2 separate regions of the Homo sapiens genome follow, and region 1 is linked to region 2. The links are chromatin contacts, found by Hi-C in ENCODE. All regions are on one chromosome and are shown on one strand. Each heading gives the region's core, a stretch centred on a gene start or an enhancer-like site at or near the end of the contact. The rest is flanking DNA. Distances are from core to core; before and after follow the strand shown. Region 1 holds the start of COG2 (component of oligomeric golgi complex 2). Region 2 holds the start of GUK1 (guanylate kinase 1).

Region 1 (7,044 bases), core at 2,254-4,753, 2.5 Mb before region 2:
TCCCCAACTACCTGTGGGGAACCGGGTGGCCCAGCAGGAGGAGCGCAGCCTGTATTCACAGCCACTCTGTATTGGAGCTCCGCCTCCTGTCAGATCAGTGGCAGCACTAGATTCTCATAGGAGCATGGACCCTACTGTGAACTGCACATGCGAGGGATCTAGGTTAGGCACTCCTTATGAAAACCTAATGCTGAATGATCTGTCAGTGTCTCCCATCACCCCCCAGACAGGACTGTCTAGTTGCAAGAAAACAAGGTCAGAGCTCCCACTGATTCTACATTACGGTGAATTTTATAACTATTTCATTATGTATTACAATGTAATAATTATAGAAATAAAGTGTACAATAAATGTAATGCGCTTGAATCACCCCAAAACCATCCCCTGCACTCCTGGTCCATGGAAAAATTGTCTTCCAAAAGTGTCAAAAAGGTTGGGGACCATTGCCCTACACAACAGGTTAATGATGGGAGTGAGAACAGGTACAAATGCAAGAACGAGGTTGCTGTCAGCAAGATGAAGGAGCTACCGCTTGATGGCCTCTATTTTTTCTGTAAAACACATGAAGTCATACGTGAGACAGAAGGATATGATTGCCACAGCATACCTAGGTTAAGTGGGTTTAAGTTATCCCTGTTAGCCTACCACCTCTCTCCTACTACCAGTATCTTACATCCTAATTCATCTACTGATTGTCAACCCTCTCTAAGAGTGTTTGTACATTTTCTTTTTTTTTTTTTTTTTTTTTTTGACAGGGTCTCTTTCTGTTGCCCAGGCTGAAGTGCAGTGCTGCAATCCTGGCTCACTGCAGCCTTGACCTCCACAGGCTCAGGTAATCCTCCCACCTCAGCCTCCCAAGTAGCTGGGACTACAGGTATGTGCCACCACACCTGGCTAATTTTTCAATATTTTGTAGAAATGCATTCTCACTATGTTGCTCAGTGTGTATATTTTATTAAGCTGACGAAGTCAACAGTATCATGCCATTACCACCTTTGACCCCTCAAGTGATTCGTTCATCTGCCACTCCTGCTTTTTGATCATTTACGTAATATTTTCCACAAACTATCCCCTCCTGTATTTCTCAGATCTCATAAAAACCACTGAAATAACTTTTTAAGTAGCCTCCCGCCACCAGTCAGTTCCAACTGCAACATACATGATCATGTCATTTCCTGCTTTTAACCTGACTGTAACTCCACAATGAATACTAAATCAAGTGCAAATCCGTCAGTACAGTATACAAGGCCCATTGAAACCTGCACACAGCAGGTGATCATGGAATGCCCACTGACTGAACAATTGCTACCACTGCACTAGCATGCCCTCATGATCTATGGCAACCTAAACACAGTTTCCCATCAACACCAGAAGAGACGTAATACCAGAAGAGAGGTAATAACAGAAGAGAGTGGATTTCAAGCAACTTTAAATCTGGATTTTCAAGCAATCTCAAATCTCCCAATGCAAATGTCATATCCCAACTTTCTCACACGTACAAAACCTATCCAATTACAAAATGTGCTGAATGAGACACAAACATAGAAATATAGCCTGGACAAGTGTTCCAACCATCCTTTCTGCCATGGAAGTGCAACTTATATGTAGTTTTATATGTTTAAGGCAACACAAATTGCAAATAACCTTTATCTTCAAGCTCCACCTAAAAAATCAACAAAATTTTACACAGAACAGCTGTTCTATGTATTTTCTTCTATGTATGTTGTCACTTTTATAAGCACTACAAAATGTACCGCATATTCACAGAGCCACGAAATATGCAATTGCTGGCATTCCAGCCACCACCCCAGTTTGCACTCTAAGTTCTATTTTAGAACTTGTATTTCTGTGATTTCACTTCCTGAAGCTGCATTTACCAAAGGCATTCTGTCAACTCAGAGTGGGAAAGGTGGTGGGGCTAGTGAGTCAGAGAAGATGCTGGTGTTGAGCCTTAAGAAGTCAAGAGATGGACAAACTGAGATTATTCTGTACTCTGAGATTCTTGACGTCAACAAGGCCCCTGATCTCCGTGTATGGCCTTTCCTCTTCCAGGGCACCTCTCCCCAGCATGTACCCTTAGCTGTTTCTTTCTACCCTCATTTCAGGGTAGCTCTTAGCCAGTAGGCAAAACGAAGGGTTTCTGGATCAATGAGTTGATTCTGTACATTCTTTGAGACATCCTAATGAAGTTACACCTTTTAGTACAGTGGTCTAATAGGAATATCACTTACAAGAATAAGGTACATTATTCCTGGGTATAGATAAGTCCTACATACGAAAAATGATATGGTCACACTGGAGAAGATACAGATCTACTTTAAAAAAAAACAGCTTTGGAGATGTAATCTGAATGCAAATATTATCAAAAAGAGATAGGCTAATTAATCTAGAAAACATTATGTCACCAAGAAAGGCAGAGTAAGATTTCAACTCACTTGCTCAAAATTGTAGATGTCTACTAACCAGCTAAAACTTTTCGCTTTTTAACACTGAAAGCAGCTACTAAAAGGTGTCAAAAATCCTAGTCCTCAGGAAATTAAATAGAAACATTTTTTGAATGGCTTAAGTGCAGACCCAGAGGGATACACCAAGTAGGAGCAAAGCTCCTCCCAGCTCTCACTCAAAGCCTGGCCATTTTCAAGGCTGTGCCTGATGAACTTTATCATCAGTGAAGTGTTTTCAGTTTATATTTCTTTTCTCTAAGTTTATGACCTACAACTACCAACTTCTTCAAATGCATCACGTAAAAAGTAGAGCAACTTCTTTAAAGAGTAATGGTTTGCTTTGTCGTACTGCAATAGTCGGTAAGAATGTTCTAAGCTTCTAAATATCCCATTCTGGAAGCTTTAGCTGAATGTTAAGCAAAACTTCAGATTAAGTTCTTTTTCTTTCCGACCCGAGTCCCTAGGAAAGTACGTGGGCTTGGAGATTTATTCAACACACACTTAATGAGCTCCAAGGCCCCGGTCCACAAGCTTCTTTCCGACAAGGGGACTGGCAATCTGACTGCACTGCATGGTAACAGGAACGGGTAACAGTGGCTTTGACATGCAGCTCAAAACCACTTGCCCAGAACTTTCAGGCCTTTCCATGTAACACGCACGATTTTACAGAAGTGCTTTCTCCAGGCTGCACCCGCCAAACCTGACGCCAAAAGACTCATTGCGAAGTGCAGCGAGGTCTCGGCGGAGGACCTGACACTGAGCGTGCGCAGGCAGGAGCAGCCGACCGAAGAGACCGCCACAGAGGGCACAGGGCAGAGGCACCCTCATGGCCCGGCTCCGGGGAGCGGACGCCGCGCGCACCTTCATGAACTCGTCCTTGTCGAAGCAGAGCGTGTCCGGCCCCTTGGGCAGGTTCATCCTACTTTTCTCCATCCCGCCGGCCACCGCCTCTCAGTGCCAAGATCCAAGCGAGAAAACGCAGGAGGCTGCGCAGACCGACTCGGCGGCCGCGGCCACCGCCAGTTTCCACGGCACAGGGGGGTCCGCTTCCGCCAACATGGCAGCGCCCGCGCCGCGGCCAATGAACGACGGCACCGCAAGCCGGCCTGCGCCTGGCTCTGGCCAAGAGGGGCGCGGGGGCCGCCGCTGCTGCACGGGTAGGCCGTGCTGCCCTCATGTGGCGGAGGGCGGTACTGCAGCCTCGCGCGGGCTCCTGCAAGGCTGCCCACCTCCCTAGGAGGCGTGGCTGAGCTGCAGGGGTGGGTCAAAAGGGGTGAGCGGGTCTCCCTCCCACCCCCACCGTTTCTACTGGGAAAAATTGTCCTACAACGCTTTTCCAGTGCCTTCTACCCTGAGACTGCTCTGCTTCGTTATGCATGGCCAGAAGTTGGCCCTTTGGTTCTCAGGCCCGTTTTCCAGGTTGGACGTATCACCGTGGTCGCATTCTTCACCTCCCTGTGCGCGGTCACTGCCGCTGGTGGGCGCTAACGCCTCTATGGAGACCCCCGCCCTTAGCCTCTGTCCCCACAGAGAAGTGTAGCGTCTCCTCCACTGGGCTCCGTTACTGGGAACTCATAGGGAAGAAGGTGGTCAGCTAGGCGGCTTTGGGTCCTCTGAGTAGCTCCCTGCTCAACCTCGGTCTCCGTTCCAGGTGGGCAGCCTCTGAGCGCAACTTTGGGTCTTCAAGGTGCTTAAAGGAGTGCCTCGCTATCTGATTAAACACAGCAGACAAATACATGTGCATGCACATTTATTTTTAATTTCAACCAGGAATGGACAAATTTTTGTGTTGTGGCCAGTACTGGTGCAACCAAACCAATTTCTTAGACTGTCTTCCTCCTCCTCCCCCCACCCACCCCAATTTTATTCTGAGACGTTCTTCCTTTATCTCCTCCCTTGCTTTTTTCTCCTCTTGTCCCTTCCGCTAGCTGTAAATACCGTGGTCAAATGATGATGATTCATTTTTCTTCTTTTCTCCTTGACATTCGGATGATTCAAACCACAAACCTCACTTCACACTCTTCATTCTGCAAACCTTTCCTTCCCGCTTCTGTTGAGGAATCTAGGCCTCTCTTCCCAATTTTTCTCCTTGGAGATAAGATTAACGCCATGATGGCCTGTAAAAAGGAATGGGACAGCAGAGGGTAAGACCTCACCATGAGACTTTGTATTTCAAGTATCTCAACTAGAAAACTGGTCACTTAAAAAAAAATGTAGGCGTAGAATCCAAAACGCTCTACTCCCTAGCACTGGACCTAGCAGGCCCTGTTGAAGAGCCTATTTCCTGCCAGTATCTACAGAACAGATGAACAGGATAAGAGCCGGAAGCTAGCTGGAGGATCAAAATATTCTGCCAGAGGAGCGATTGGGAAAAGTACATCCTAAGTCCCTGTTATGTTTGTTTTGCTGGAGGAAATGAAAACCTCATTTTCTGTTTAATTTTTTGTTTTCTCTTGTTATGAAAATTTTCAAGTACACAGAAGTGTGGAGAGCACAAGAACCCCACCCTATGTACTTAGCACCTCGCTTCAACCATCATCAACCTGTCTCCTCTGCCCTTCCCCACCCACCGCATCGAGACCTTCTTTTTTTGTTGTTTTATATATATATATATATACATATATATATATATTTTTTTGAGACGGAGTTTCACTGTTGTTACACATGCTGGAGTGCAATGGCATGATCTCTGCTTACCGCAACCTCCACCTCCCAGGTTCAAGCGATTCTCCTGCCTCAGCCTCCCGAGTAGCTGGGATTACAGGCATGTGCCACCATGCCTGGCTAATTTTGTACTTTTAGTAGAGATGGTGTTTCTCCCTGTTGGTCAGGCTGGTCTCGAACCCCTGACCTCAGATGATCCACCCGCCTCAGCCTCCCAAAGTGCTAGGTTTACAGGCATGAACCACTGAGTCCAGCCCTTTTATTGGAATATGTTTTAAAGCAAATTCTAAACACCATATCATTTCCTATCCCCTAATACCTCAGTTTACGCATCAAAAGAAGAAAAAAAAACCCTGACATTTTGTAACACCTAACAAAACCAGCAATTCCAATAACCAATCTATAGTGGCTCTGAAAGGTGGGCCTTTATCCCAAGGTCACACTGTTAATAAGTGGCAAGTTGCAAACCCAGGCAGCCTGGCTTCAAAGCCCAGTACCAAGGCACGGGAGAGGATGCTGGACAGATGAAACAAAGATGTCTGCAACCCTGCCTTCTCTTTCGAGGCTCTGCAGGAAGTCTAGGTAAGCTGGAACTTGAACTCTTTCTTTCTTCACTGTAATTCCCTTCTGACATTGTTCCTGGGACTTTAGAAATAAAATGAACCTGAATTTGTACAGACTGGGCTTATCTTGAGGATGCTAAAGGGATTAAGTGGCAACAGCGATGGAGGGTCCCTGCTGCCTGCTGTCCTCCCTAGATTCAGAAGGGAACCATCAGGACCCCATGGAGTGGGCTGCGGCTTGGAGACACAGATAGTGGTGCAGACCACCACAGCCAGGCGCAACAAGAAAGACTTCAATGCTAGCATCATAATCTACAGAGGACAAACGCAAGAGAGAAAGCCTACACCTGCCCAGAGGACATGGCCCTGGGTTTCCACTCAGAGCTGATGTTCAACTGGCACACAGTATTTCAGCTGTGCTACTTGGTAAATATTGCAACATCTCAAAGGTTGGTGAATGGCCTCTGTACAGAATCTGCTGCTGCCCTGACCCCTACCTTGGCCTCATGATCCAGCCATTAGAGGGTTACTGCCTGGCTTAGCGGGGCTCCTCTAGCCAGCTTCTGATTGGCTAGTGTCTGTGCTGTTAAATATTTGTCTGCTGTTAAATATTTGAATGTCATCTCTGGTAGTGATACTTATTTCATAGTATTTGCAGGAAGAGAAAATTTAAAAGTGCATATAAAGCACCTGCCTAATCAATGCAAGACATAATATGGAGTCTTTTTACCTGAGTTTTTCCCCCTTTGTTGATCTGTAACTTTCTTCAAAATGAGACTTTAGTTGGCACATTTTTCCATCTTTTTCAGTCTCTCCCCTAATTTCATCCTTTCTTGGCTTTTCTTTATAAAGCATGCACCTGCTACTTCATTTCTAAGTAAATATTAATCCCCCTTTGACTTTGCATCTCTGGAAAATTTTTAGTTCCCTGTTTTCAGTGGCATTGTGAGAGGTCCCATTTTTTTCTTCCCACTCTCCCCTATTTATAGGCTCCACATTTTTGGCAGGTTTGCTATAGAACACTCAAAAATTGCAAGGGGAAATATTATGCTCAGGAAATCATAGGAGCATTTTCTCTAGTAATCATCACCAAGTTCTTATGCTGATCCTCTCCTGAACTGTTGGACTAAAGCAGCTGAATTTTCCAAAAGCAACCAGAGTCGCCCTTGTTCACTACTGAAGGATAGGAGGGTTTCCATTTTTAAACAGATCATGTGCTTGACCTGAAGGCTGAGGATACAGTCAGACGGTCCTGCATTCCTAGAGGAGGGCAGACATGGCGGTAGGGGTGGAGCAGCAGGGGACAGGGGAGACAGTCACCACCTTCAGGACCTGCACTCTGACTTGGAAAGCTCAATGAACCAACTGGGCTA
Region 2 (7,835 bases), core at 735-3,234:
TCTGCCCAAGCGTGAGGGCACAATGAGCAGACTACTGGGGGCCCTGGCCAGCCAGAGAGTGCAGAGGGCAGACAGTGAGTGGATGCGGGCCTTGCAGAAGCACAGCCACACCACCACCGCTGGAGACAGGGCGGAGGCACAGGCTGCCTGCCTGCCTGGGGAGAGACCAGTGGCAGGGCGGTCACCAAAGCCACCTTCCATGGAGCACACCCAAGGGAGAAAACTGTGGCCCAGGCCTCAAGGCTCCTGCAATCTTGCGGTGGAAACCACGGAGCCTTTGCCCTGACCAGAACACATGCGCCAAAGGTGTCTTCCTGTGGGCAGAGGGAAGCATTCCAGCAAACATTCTGTGCTCTCCACTCTCACCAACCCACAGTCGCAAACTCCAATCAGCTGCCTGGCAAGAAGCCACACAACCCACAACTGTAAGGACCTGCCAGGCACGTGGTCTCCACAGGAGCTCCGAGATGGAAGGTCTCCTGGGAGCCGCCGGCGCAGATCCATGTTCCGGAATGGTCTCTGCCAGAACGCTCCCTGGACTGGGCTCCCATGCTGCCCCAGCAGCCGCTTTCCTGGAAAGGCACTCCCTGCTGTGGCGGCATAATCTCCTCCTTCTGGCTTCCAGCCATCCTAAGGACTGAACAGAGTCACCACCTTGCCCCCGGCCCACTGTTCGAGGAGATGCTAACAGAGGGCTTGACCTTCTGAGAACCGAGAGAATTCAGCCCCCGCCTGGCCTCTCGTAAGACACAAACCACCAGACGTGGGCCTGGGCTCTGGGCTGGGCCAGGTGGATGAAGGGGAGGCTGGTGGTCCAGGCGGCTGCTCTTGGCTGCAGGGTTTCTGGGCACACATCCGGGTAGCACGCATCCTGGCCTTCAGCAACCTCGTTTTAAATGGGACCACACCAGGAGCAGCCAGGGCGCTTTCATTTTCACTTTCTTTCCCCGGGGGGGACAGGAACATTCCTTTACCTCCTGAGGAAATCGGGCTCTTCCAGAGCCACAGAGGAGTGAAGGCCCCAGCCCTTCACGATGCTGCGCGGCTATGTTTGGGTCTGTCCATCAGGGAGAAAGAAAAACCGGCCGAGTCTTGCACAGGGTCCTCGACAGCAACCCCAGGTAAAGAGCAGAGCAAGCCTGAGACAGGAAGGGGCCATGAGCCCAAAGACAGCAGAGCAGGACCCAGCCCGGGGCCTCAGGACCGACCTCTTTCATGCAAAGACGAAACCGAGGCCCACCACACGCAGGGTCAAAATCAACTTTGAGGCACCTGCTTCCCACACCAGTCCTTACTGGGGCATACTTCTAAGGCGACGCTCAAGAATGGCAGCAGGGCAGCTTCAAGAACCCCAACCCGGACTCTGGCTTTGGAGAATCCGAACCCCAAATGCCACACCCATGCGTCGGGAAGGCCTGCTGTTTCCCCAAGTCCCCGTCTCTGCGCCGTGCCGCGGAGTAGGCAGAATCCTGGGAGCCCCGGAATAGCCGGCTCCATCCGCCCAGGACCCCAAGGCTTGCAGGGTGAGGTGGGAACCGGAGCGCACACCGCGCCGGGCCAGCGGTAGGGACTCCCAGCTGCTCTCTTTGGCGGCGCGCCCAGGTGTCGGGAAGACACCGAGCGCTCCTATACGCCCGGGGAGCAGCTCGACACTGCGATAACTGCCGGCCTGCCCAGCTCCTGAGGAGCGCCCCGCCCTCCGGGACCCGGGCTCCGCTGCGTTGCCAGCCCGTCCGCCCTCCAGAGCTCCCCCGTTCTCAGGGCCCACAGTTGAATGCGGCACAGGGCGTCTCGGCTAGGAGGAGATCCGGAGGCGGCGTGGACTGGGCGACCGCAAAGCGCAGGGACCGCTGCCGCCTCGACCCGAGTCACCCTCGCGATCGCGCTTGTCGTACTCACCGTCCGGTGGGGCCCGGCCCAGGGCGGCCGCAGCCAGCCCGGCCAGCGGGCGCCGCAGCATCCGGGGCCACCTCTTCCGCCCACTGAACCTACGTGACAGCGCCGCACCGGCCCACCTCCGCCCGCGCGCGAGACTGACGTCATGAGGCGACTGCCCCGCCCATGTCTCACTCGTTCTTCCCCGCCCCTTAGGGAAGTACTTACCTCAGTGCCTCGCTAGCCCCGCCTCCACCTGCGCTGGCCTGTCGCGACCGCAGGGGCGTTCAGCACAGCGCCCTCCCAGCCCGTCTTCTCCCGCTGCGTCACAGCGCCACGCCGGCCCGCCTCCACACAGCGCGAACTAACATCACGACCCGCCGGCCCCGCCCACGGCGTACTTGTCCCGCTTGTCACTCAGAGAAGTACCTCAGTGCAGCGCGGGCCCGGCTTTCATCTGCTACGTCACAGCGCTGCCTCAGCCCGCCTCCTCCCGCTTATGTCACAGCGCCGTTTCCGTCCTCCATCTACACTGCAGGGACCTAACTAACGAACGACTCCGCTAGCCCGTTCCAAACCGGCCACTCTCCAAAAACCATTAATTGGGGAATGTGGCCGGGCGCGTGGTTCACGTCTGTGATCCCAGCTCTTTGGGAGTCCGAGCCGGGAGGACCGCTTGAGGCCAGGAATTGGAGACCAGCCTGGGGATCATAGGGAAACCCCTTCTGTACCAAAAAATTTAAAAACTTTTTTGTGCCTGTAGTCCTTGCTACTCGGGAGGCTGACGTGGGACGGTCGCTTGAGCCTGGGCAGTCGAGGCTGCAGTGAGCGGTGTTCGTGTCACTGCACTCCAGTCTGTGTGACAGAGCGAGACCCTATTTCTTTCTTTTTTTATTTTTTGAGACGGAGTTTCGCTCTTGTCACCCAGGCTGGAGTTCAGTGACGCCATCTCTGCTCACTGCAACCTGGGCCTCCTAGGTTCAAGCGATTCTCCTGCCTCAGCCTCCCGAGTAGCTGGGATTACAGGCGCCCGCCACCACGCCCAGCTAATTTTTGTATTTTTAGTAGAGACAGGGTTTCACCATGTTGGCCAGGCTGGTCTTGAACTCCTAACCTCAGGTAATCCACCAACCTTGGCCTCCCAAAGTGCTGGGATTACAGGCGTGAGCCACTGCACCTGGCCACGGGACTCTATTTCTAAAAATTATTTTAAATTTTTAAAAAAGATTTATTGAAGGCTGGGTGCAGTGGCTCACACCTGTAATGCCAGCACTTTGGGAGTCCGAGGCAGGCAGATCACCTGAGGCCAGGAGTTTGGGACTAGCCTGGCCAAAATGGTGAAACTCTGTCTCTACTAAAAATACAAAATCAGCTGGGTGTGGTCGTGGGCCCCTGTAATTCCAGCTACTGGGGTGGCTGAGGCAGGAGGATCACTTGAACCTGGGAGGTGGAGGTTGCAGTGAGCCGAGATCAAGCCACGGCACTCCAGCCTAGACGACAGAATGAGACTCCGTCTCAAAAAAAAAAAAAAAAAGTATTGAATGTGAACTGCAGGAGAGCAAGAAAAAAAGTAAAACTTTAAAAAATACAACTTCAAAAAAATGTGTTGGGGCTGGGCACCATGGCTCATGCCTGCAGTCCCAGCACTTTTGGAGGCCAAGGCGGATGGATCACTTGCCCCGGAGTTGGAGACCAGCCTGGGCAACATGGCAAAGCCTTGTCTCTATTTTTTTTAAATACTAATAATAAAACAGTTTGTTGGACAAGGGATTGTAACCTGGAATACATGTGCTATGTCATACCATAGGTGCTGCATTGGGGGAGGTGGGCAAGGAGAAGCTTTTTAGGCAAAAAAAGGGGAAGTTCACTGTCAGAGGCAAAATTATGTCATATGTATTCATAGGTCTCGCTGGCTTTTATTCGTGATTCATGAATTGAGGCAGCCTTCATTCTACAAAATAGAATAAAAGCCCCTGCCTGAATTAGCCAGGTGTGGTGGCGGGCACCTGTAGTCCCAGCTACGCAGGAGGCTGAGGCAGGAGAATGGCGTGGACCCGGGAGGTGGAGCTTGCAGTGAGCTGAGATGCGCCACTGCACTCCAGCTTGGGCGACAGAGCGCGACCATCTCAAAAAAAAAAAAAAAAAAAAAAAAAGCCCCTGCCTGGGCGATAGCAGAACCATGGGTTTTGTAAGGTGAGGAGAACGAGGAAACAAGATAGAAAAATAACAGATTGATAACCTTAGCTTACTTCAGGTTACTCTTTTGTAAGGGTTAGAGAGAAGAAGGGACTTCCTTATTATGCCAACTGAGGAAAAACTAATCTGTTTTGGGATTTAGTTTCTTATGTAGTATTTAACATAAGTGATTTAATTTTGGTTTGGCCTGGTCTATTGGGACCTAGTGCAAGAGCTCGGTCCAAAACAATGGCCTCCCATGATTTTTTAAAAACAATTTTTACCCATTTTGATCAGGCTCTCACCTAGCTTGACCAAAACTTAAAAGTGCCTCTCTCAGTTACTATCAGTTTGGGTTTCTGGTCTCAACATGTCATTGATAGGTTACAGTGTCTTCATGATCATGCTTTTCTTTTCTTTCTTTCTTTTTTTTTTTGAGACGGAGTCTCGCCCTGTCGCCCAGTGCAATAGCACAATCTCAGCTCACTGCGACCTCCACCTCCTGGGTTCAAACAATTCTCCTGCCTCAGCCTCCTGAGTAGCTGGGATTACAGGTGCCCACCACCATGCCCAGCTAATTTTTGTATTTTTAGTAGAGATGGAGTTTCACCATATTGGCCAGGCTGGTCTCAAACTTCTGACCACATGATCCGCCCGCCTTGGCCTCCCAAAGTGCTGGGATTGCAGGCGTGAGCCACCATGCCTGGCCATGATCATGCATTTCTTTGAGTTTGTGTCATTCCAGCTGAAGAGGGACCATTTGATGTTCAATGGATGGTCACATGCAAACATTTAAAACATTTGAAAGGATACAACACACCAGGGAGACTACTATTGTGACTGTCAGGAGGATAATACCAAGGGTTTGGAGTATGTTCCTTAGCCAGAGTCCCTGTGAACCCAACCAACGAAAACTGAATAGATCAAACAATAAGCCAGATGGGGAGTCTACCCATTTTAACCAAGTAGCCTGTTTGTTAATTTTTTGCAGCTGAGTCTACAATACCTGATGTATTTACCCATGTGCAACAAGATGTGTCAGAAACCACACAGACCCCTTCCTGTTCAGCTAGTAGGTAATCTATGTAAAATTAAGGCAGGGAGTGAGAAGAAGTGGGTCTGGTTTGCTTTGATGCCAAACAGTTGCATCAGGGATGTTGCCAAACTTACCCACTAAGTAAACTAAAGGATCTGTTGGGTCATAAAGATGAGAGTCTGGCCTGACAGACCCGATATATTTATCAGGTAACCCACAGAAGCTACTGGTGTGAAATTCTAACTACAGCATTAGCCTGCCAAGTGAAAGAGATAGGCATGAGCAAGGAAAAATTGAGAGGGGCAAGAGGCTAGTCTTCTTTGGATATCTGGGGAAAAGCTTCACAATGTAAAATGGTCAACTTCTGGTCCTGATTTGTAATATGACTGTCTCTGATTATGACAACAGATGGTTTGGTGAACTCTGTATGGTCCACACGTTGGCATGAGACTTGTCCCTTGATGCTTACATCAAGTTGTCCAGCTTAGTAGCTTTGTTCTTAAGGTGGAGAGTTGTCAACATATGTTGGAGGAAACAAGAAGAATTCAGGGTCCAGTCCATTCTGCAGGTAGATAATAAAAACTCTAGAACAACAAACAAGGCTACAATCTAAGAACAAGTGTACTATAATGTTCTTTCTTCTGAAACATACATTTTCTCTTTACAGTTGCCCCTCATTTCTACCAGAGATAATCAGAGTAAGACTAATTTGTTTGCAAAATGTTTAGCCTCATCAAACTTGCCCTGCTTATTTAGGTAAGTTCAGTGAGAATAGCATCAACCACATAGGCTCTTTTAAGTTTGCTTGGGTGGAACTTTAGATCAGGAATCTCAAAATGAACTTTTAAAAATCTTTCGATGCTAGGAAGCCAGTGTAGATAGAATGCGTCTGTAAGTACTGCAGGCAAAGTCTGTATCTACAGTCTCAATTTCGATATCCCAGTCATAATATAACCAATATTTCCAATTGTGTCCTGTTATAAAGAGGGCAGATTCTCCTCCTCCTTCTTCCTCTTCTTTCTTCCTCTTCTTCTGTCAGGGCCTCACTCTGTTGCCCAGGCTGGAGCACAGTGGTGCAATAATAGCTCCCTACAGCCTCAACCTTCTAGCCTCAAGTGATCTTCCCTCCATCTCAGCCTCCCAAAGTGCTGGGATTAATCCCTCACTTTTGGGAGGCTGAGATGCCCAGCCAAGAGCAGATTCTATTGAGCATATACAAATAATTATTTTGTCATAAAAATAAGAATCCTCATGAGTAGTTTCTAAATTCTGGAAGGATCAGGTAGGGAGAAAAAAGCAATGTCTCCATTTTTGTTCACAAAGGTATGTTACCAAATTGCCTTAAGCTATAGATAGCCTAAAAGAAAAGGTTTCCCTAAATCTGAAAAACGAAAGAACCAGCAATATTTTTGAATTCTAAAAAGACATAGAAACCCATAATTCATCAGTCCATTTAGTCTTGTGTGATTAATTTTTGTCCTGCTTGATGTTGGGTTAGCAATTTGGTGAGTCTAGCTTTTCCCTTAGAGTTCTAGAAATTCTTACCCAGCCCAGTGGTATGATCTTAAAATGATCAGAAATCTGTACTTGTCAGAGTCTTTTCCATCTGTGGTGTCCTGATATAGAGATGTTGTCCACAGTTCCTAGCTCATAGTTCCCAGAACCATTGTTACAAAGCATGTTGGGTGCTTTGGGTCTCAGGAGACAGAATATTTCTGACCTTCTCTTTCACTTGCCCAAGGCAGGACTCTAATCTGATTGTGGATCAAAAGACCCTCATTCCAGAAAGGGTCCTTCGCCATACTCTGGAGGAAGGACGTGGACAGGTCCTGCTAGGTTTAGATCAGACTTTATTTTTATCCAATCGTGTTTGACACAGTTGTCCATGCTTCTATCATGGACAACCAATAAAGTATAGAAGGCCCACAGGACAGGATTTGGGGGGCATCCAGAGAGCTGAACATGTGGAGGCTGAGAGAAAGGTGAAGAAGAACTCATCCACAGGCTGGGAGGGTGTTGCACCCCAACTCCATGAGGACAGAAGCTCCTGCGCTTAGGACCCTTCCAGACTTCGCCCTATGCGTCTCTTCATCTGGCTGTTGATTTGTATCCTTAAAAATACCCTTCTTAATAAACCAGCAAACATAAGTATTATCTTCACCCAACTGCCGCCGCACTGCCATCATGGACACCAGCCACATGCAGCCTATCAAGCTGGTCAGGGTCACCAAGCTTCTGGGCAGAATGGGCTCTAAAGGACAGTGGTCGCAGGTGTGCATGGAATTTATGGAGGATGCGAGCCGCTCCATCATCCACAATGTAAAAGGCCCCGTGTGCGAGGGCGATGTGCTCACCCTGTTGCAGTCAGAGTCAGAGGTCGGGAGGTTGCGCTGAGCTTGGCTGCTGGCTGGGTCTTGGATGTTGGGTTCGACCACTTGACCAGTGGGAATGGTGTGCTGCGTTCTCCTTTATTTTATTCTTGGCCTGCCACGCAGGAATTGAGATGTGTCTTTAAATAAAGCATTTGTGTTTCAAGTTAAAAAAAAATTGGCTGGGCACGGTGGCTCAAGCCTGTAATCCCAGAACTTTGGGAGGCCAAGGCAGGCAGATCACCTCAGGTCAGGCGTTCAAGACCAGCCTGGCCAACATGGCAAAACCTCGTCTCTACTAAAAATACAAAAGCTAGCTGGGCATGGTGGCGGGCGCCTGTGATCCCAGCTACTCAGGAGGCTGAAGCAGGAGAAATGCT

Evidence for each region. A loop is a pair of places that touch in the nucleus more often than their neighbours do. Pooled maps may share reads with other maps.
Region 1: a loop to region 2 is called in a pooled map, with 17 times the contacts of the local background. The contact joins the promoter of COG2 here to the promoter of GUK1 in region 2. A Hi-C loop is called at or near these places in 5 of 50 pooled maps.

The regions. Positions count from the first base shown.
Region 1 is chr1:230,638,940-230,645,983 of GRCh38, reverse strand. It overlaps COG2 (component of oligomeric golgi complex 2), which reads right to left and starts at 3,503. Exons shown (of 18, transcript NM_007357.3): 1 at 3,306-3,503. The coding sequence starts at 3,377. LOC124904545 (a long non-coding RNA gene) reads left to right here and starts at 5,287. Exons shown (of 2, transcript XR_007066935.1): 1 at 5,287-5,690; 2 at 5,867-7,044. RefSeq lists silencers at 1,837-1,956, 3,570-3,709 and an enhancer at 3,260-3,479.
Region 2 is chr1:228,134,428-228,142,262 of GRCh38, reverse strand. It overlaps GUK1 (guanylate kinase 1), which reads right to left and starts at 1,984. Exons shown (of 8, transcript NM_001159390.2): 1 at 1,900-1,984. The coding sequence starts at 1,960. It also overlaps the pseudogene RPS28P3. RefSeq lists a silencer at 1,398-1,957 and enhancers at 1,968-2,197, 2,308-2,357.